2 separate regions of the Homo sapiens genome follow, and region 1 is linked to region 2. Evidence: chromatin loops called from intact Hi-C (ENCODE). Cell type or tissue: Caco-2. All regions are shown on one strand. Each heading gives the region's core, and the rest is flanking DNA. Links, peaks and the distances in the headings are about the cores only. Region 1 overlaps CYB5R3 (cytochrome b5 reductase 3). Region 2 has its middle 33 kb from the start of A4GALT.

Region 1 (2,904 bases), core at 278-2,777, 67 kb before region 2:
GACCGACCAACCCTAGGCGGTGAATTCCTTAAATGCTGAAGAATGGAGAGGCTGATCCCAGCAAACTGTCACCAGGACCCCCTGCCCCCAACCCTGACTCAAGCCTATGGCCTCAGGCCCTGCAGCCTGAAACCAGTGTACAAAGCCCATCATGGTTCCCCTGACTGCACTTTACAGTTTGCAAAGCCTTTTGCTTCCATTTGGCCTCCGGGGTGTCCCTTGGAACAACCCAGTGGGTGGACAGGGCGGGGAATATGAATCCCATTTTACAGATGTGGCAACTGAGGCCCAGAGGACCCAGAGTTGAGTTGCTCAAGATCACACAATGAGGCAGGGACACGACTGAGATGTACCTTCCAGGATCCAGAGGTCCCCAGGCTGGTGCTCTGCCCCAGGCTGCTCAGGGTGACAGTCTCTAACTGCCCCCACCTCCATGAGCCCACTGTGACTCCCCAAGAATGTCGGCCCATGAGGAACTGAGTCTCATCCACAGCTGTGTGTCCTGCCCCCTCGAGCCCTGAGCGCCCACGATGATATGGCTGGTCTCTATCCTTAGTAACCAGAAACAACCACCCCACAGCCCTCAACACCAAGAGAAAAGCTGCTGAAGCCTCAGGCCAGGAGGGCTGGCACTGGCTGACACAGACACCCTGCCTAGATGGCCCAAGTTTACAGCATACACTCCACGCTGTGAAGGTCCTGACGGGGAGGGGCCAAAGCAGTCCCGCTTGCCCTGGAACCAGGAAGAGTCTACTGTGCTGAGCAAGGGGGTCCTCTTTATCTCATGGACTCCATGAGCTAAGTCACTGACCACATTTCCCTTTTCACCTTGGCTGCTGGGAAGCCTGGAGTGATACGTGTGGCCCATTCACAGCAAGCGTACATTATAGTCCGTTTTTGTACAAATCCCAGTACTGATTCCATTCATTTTATAGCCCTGCACTTGTTTTTCTTTCACTCCCACTTTCCATTTGTGCCACTCTGACTCACCAGATGAGTCTTTGTAAGCCTCCTAAAATCCCTCTGGAACAAGGCGAGGCACAGAAAATAGTTTTATAGCTGGGCAATGGATCTGAAGTGGATCTGAAAGTACCTTGTAAAAACTGCATGGGCATAAACTGCTAGTGTACAAAATGTGCAGGTATGTAAGACACCTTTCAATTTCACAGCGATTTCTTTTTAGTGTGTGTGTGTGTGTGTGTGTGTGTGTGTGTGTGTTTTTAAGAGACAGGAATTGGCTATGTTGCCCCAGCTGGCAGGCAGTGGCTATTCACAGGTGTGATCATAATGCCCTCCAGCCTGGAGCTCCTGGGCTCATGTGATCCTCTTGCCTTAGCTTTGAATAGCTGGGACTACAGGTGCATGCCACCGTGCATGGCTTAATGTATTTTTCCCTGTACCTGTCCTGAAAGTGGCTCTGTGGGGGAAATACTCACTGCCCCTGCCTGGAGTCCTTGGGGCTCTCCTCATCCTTCGCTTAGCTACGGTACAGCCAGACTGGCCTGTTACCACTTTCTTTCTCAACCTCTGGAATTTCAGCTTACATTTAATGCTACAGCAGTACCTCAACTAATCTTGAATTGTGGGTCACAGTGGCAACAAATGTACACGAAAAATGCTAGGAGATCACCCAACTATTCCTCTCATTGGCAGGTAACTGTCCCGTGGTGGTGGTGCAGGTGCTGCTGCCTGTTGCCACCAGGGGTCAGCACTGGCCCCTCCCTGGGGGACCAGGCCTCGCTCTGGCCACAGGGCAGGGGCTCCTGCACGCACCAGGGATCTGGATCACTCATCTGGAATTGGGATGGGGCTAAACCCTGCCTCGCAGCAAGCTGGCCCCGCCCATGCCATTAGAAACTGCAGTCAGAAAGGAGCAAAGCAGCCTATCACTTCCTCCCTTTAGACTGACACATGGGTACAGGATAAAACGCTCTTTTCTTTGAGACGGAGTCTCGCTCTATCGCCAGGCTGGAGTGCAGTGGCACCATCTCGGCTCATTGCAACCTCTGCCTCCCGGGTTCAAGCCATTCTCCTGCCTCAGCCTCCGAGTAGCTGGGACTACAGGCACGCGACACACGCCCAGCTAATTTTTGTATTTTTAGTAGAGACAGAGTTTCACCATGTTGGCCAGGATGGTCTCGATCTCTTGACCTCATGATCTGCCTGCCTCGGCCTCCCAAAGTGCTGGGATTACAGACGTGAGCCACCGCGCCCGGCCTGCTCCTTTCGTTAGTAGAAGAGAAACAGCAGCTAGACTCCCAGAGCCAGTGCCCTGGCTGACCTCCGCTCCAGCCGCTGCCTGGCTCTGCTTGGCCCCCCACATCACAGGAACCCCGCCACCATAACCGCGCTATAATTTACTAAGAAACCTGCTCCCATTAGTCCTCTGCCTCCCCCACTGGAAGGTCAGCTGCGGGGTCAGGTTGGCTTCCTGAGCATACCAGGTGGAGCAGCCGACCTGGAGGGGGTGGGCTGACCCAGGACAGCAGGTCCAGCCAGAGGCCGGACACGGTGACAACCCACACATCCACCACCCCCTCCAGGCCTGGGTCTCTCAGCCTGGAGGCCTGGAACCCAAGCTGGTCATCTGAGAAGGGCGGCTGCTCCCTCAGGGATGGGCCCAGGTGACCCAGCTCCTAGGTGCTAGCCAGGTGGTGCAAGTCCCAGAGCCCATGTGCTCCTTTCTGGGAGGAGCAGAGGGTGGTGTGGACAGAGCTCCCTCATCAGTAGAGGGCATGCACCCCCTGACATGGATCATCAGCAGAGGGTGTGCGCCCCCCACCATGGATTAGTCCTGAGGAAACTGTGGGGCCGTAGGAGGTGCCGGAGGCAAAGCAGGGGCAGATGGCAGGACATGAGACCCCAAACTGGTGCTCACACGGGTATTCAAAAATGGTGCTTCCA
Region 2 (2,887 bases), core at 388-2,887:
CCTACGGCACCACTTCCCATCACCTTAAGGTCAGCTTCTCAATCTGGGTCCCCGGGAGCCACATCTCTGGGGGGCCCCTCACATTCAGTCTCAGCTGCGTGTCTCATCTGCTCATCCTCCCATCTCTCCAGCCACTTGGCCAGAAGCCAGGCTGCACCCTAAATCCCCAACATCCAGCCCTGTTCCCTGGCCCAAGTGCCTCTCCAACTGCCCTCTCCTCCACCCTCACGGCCTCTGTCTTGTTGTTCATGTCAATGTTCTTGAAGTCCACAAACTCTAAATCTAAAATCGGTGAATTTTCACCAAATTACACACCACTTAACCAGCACCAGATCAAGAAACAATAACCAGCCCGGGCGCGGTGGCTCATACCTGTAATCTTAGCACCTTGGGAGGCCAAGGCAGGTGGATCCCTTGAGGCCAGGAATTTGAGACCAGCCCAGGCAACATGGTGAAACCCCGACTCTACAAATAAAGTTAAAAATTAGCTGGGCGGGCGTGGTGGCCCATGCCTGTAGTCCCAGCTACTTCAGAGGCTGAGGGGGGAGGATCTCTTGAGCCCAGGAATTTGAGGCTGCAGAGAGCCATGATTGCACTACCGCACTCCAACCTGGGTGGTGGTGCAATGGCACCATCTCGGCTCACTGCTACCTCCACTTCCTGGGTTCAAGCGATTCTTGTGCCTCAGCCTCCCAAGTAGCTGGAATTACAGATATGCGCCACCAAGCCCAGCTGATTTTTGTATTTTTAGTATAGATGGAGTTTCACCATGTTTGCCAGGTTGGTCTTGAATTCCTGACCTCAAGTGATCCGCCCGCCTCGGCCTCCCAAAGTGCTGGGATTACAGGCGTGAGCCACCACACCTGGCCTCAGCCCAGCCTCTTAATGCAACTATGTAAATGGGCCAGGATCCAGCTGGCCAGAAATAAGAGTAGGATCCAGCTGGCCAGAAATAAGAGTAGCATCCTGGAGAACACAGAGGCAGTGAGGACAGGCACAGGCAGGGCAGAGGTAACAGCAGAAAGGCTGCAAGGCCAGAAGATGCCCGCTGCCACCACACCACCCGGCCAGGTGAGGACCCCAGCCTCTGCCCATCACAGTGCTGTGTTCTTGCACCTCTGGGCTGGGAGCAATGGGTCTAAGGCCCGGGGCAGGGCAGGGGTCCCAAAGATCCTCCGTTCCTGCCTCCTGGCCACCGACCCCTGGCCAGAGTTGTGCATCTCCTCTTTTGCAAAGAGATGGGTGGTGCCCCCTCCCAGCATGGTTGTAATGATCAAATGAGCCAGCCCAGCCCCTGGCACAGAACACATTCTCTACGACACAGAGTGGTGTTATCACACCTCCACTTTCCACACAGAGAAAGAAGCTCAGCAAGTAGGTGGCGGTGCTGGGATTTGAACCCAGACCTTCACTGTTCTGTGCACAGGGTAGGAAGGAGGCTGGCTGGGGAGCCGAGAAGGGGTCCAGTGCCTGCCTCGGGGGGCAGCTACCACTCTTCACCTCCCTGCGCCAACAGCCACAGACCAGAGTCTAATGTCCCCTTCCGAGCCCCCACAGCTACCGGAGGAGTCTGGCTCCTGCCCTCTGCCTTGGGGGATTCCAGAGGGACCTTGCACTTTGTCCTGCCCCTGCCTAACAGAGCCGGCTGTCGCCTGAGGCCCTGGTTTCCTCAGGCTGCCCCCGCCTCAGGAGCAGGAGCTGGAACAGTTGTTGGGCAACGGAGTTCTGGGAAAGGAGGAGGGAGGGGCGCTCGCTCTGGTGGAAACCTGCCCTGGGGAAATGTAATCAGATCCTCAGAGCAGCGGTTTGTTCCTGGCTTGTTTCTAGTGGGTGTGTTCACAGACGTTTTTGGCCAGGACTGAGAAAGACGTGGACCTATCCTTTACTGGGGGAGCACTGCGTGGCCTGGGGCCGGTGTCCAGTCGGTTATTTAAGAATCTTCCCAGCTGGCCAGGCATAGGCAAGCAGGGAGTCGTTTTCCCAGCAGCTCTAGGGGAAGGAAAATAATTCCCCCTTGCTGGTGTATCAATATTCAACTTCTTGTTTAAATATTAAATTGTAATGTCCTCTGAGTGCCCAACAGAGATCGGGGATGAGTGAGCCCCCGTGTTCCTGGAAGTCTGGTTTCATGGTTCACTTGTTCCTAAATCTCTGCTTGTTCTAACTTGGACTAGCCCAGTGCAAGGCGTGCTCGGAATTCTGCTGTGAGGTTGGGGGTCAGGGTGGGACCAGGCTTCAGGCCCTGGACTCAGGTGTGATCTGTGCTGCGGTGGGGTTGGGGGAGGAGGAGCATCCCCTTCCAGGGTGGGTGTGGCGGCAGCAGCAGCAGCAGCAGCAGGAAACCAAGGGGAGGTGAGACGTGAGACATTCCTCCCAGCTTTAGTCCACTGCCAAAAATCAGAACCCAGCCCCGGTCCCCACCAACTTCCAAGGAGAGAAACGAGACCAGGCCAGGCACGGTGGCTCATGCCTGTAATCCCAGCACTTTGGGAGGCCAAGGTGGGCAGATCACCTGAGGTCAGGAGTTCGAGACCAGCCTGGCCAACACAGTGAAATCCTGTCTCTACTAAAAATACAAAAATTAGGCCAGGCACGGTGGCTCATGCCTATAATCCCAGAACTTTGGGAGGCCGAGGCGGGCTGATCACCTGAGGTTGGGAGTTTGAGACCAGCCTGACTGACCAACATGGAGAAACTCTGTCTCTACTAAAAATACAAAATTAGCTGGGTGTAGTGACGCACACCTGTAATCCCAGCTACTCGGGAGGCTGAGGCAGGAGAATTGCTTGATCCCGGGAGGTGGAGGTTGCGGTGAGCCGAGATCGCGCCATTGCATTCCAGCCTGGGCAACAACAGTCAAACTCTGTCTCAAAAAAAAAAAAAGAAG

The links. A loop is a pair of places that touch in the nucleus more often than their neighbours do. Peaks named below come from ENCODE experiments on the same cell type or tissue, not always from the same donor. Only the 100,000 strongest peaks of a DNase experiment are listed, where the experiment ranks them.
Region 1: it touches region 2 in a loop (2.3-fold over the local background); 9 of 110 quality-filtered maps call a loop at or near these places.

The regions. Positions count from the first base shown.
Region 1 is chr22:42,620,002-42,622,905 of GRCh38, forward strand. The region is part of intron 8 of CYB5R3 (cytochrome b5 reductase 3); the gene reads right to left. Among named protein-coding and RNA genes, the nearest start is that of RNU12, 6.2 kb to the left of the region's middle. RefSeq lists an enhancer at 1,685-1,774. In Caco-2, for the core only: a CTCF peak has its summit at 1,694 (motif pointing right); a DNase peak (open chromatin) is centred at 1,750.
Region 2 is chr22:42,686,787-42,689,673 of GRCh38, forward strand. No RefSeq gene overlaps it. Among named protein-coding and RNA genes, the nearest start is that of A4GALT, 33 kb to the right of the region's middle. RefSeq lists enhancers at 1-176, 177-1,066, 1,067-1,958. In Caco-2, for the core only: no CTCF peak of the experiment used is centred there; DNase peaks (open chromatin) are centred at 475, 1,705 and 2,255.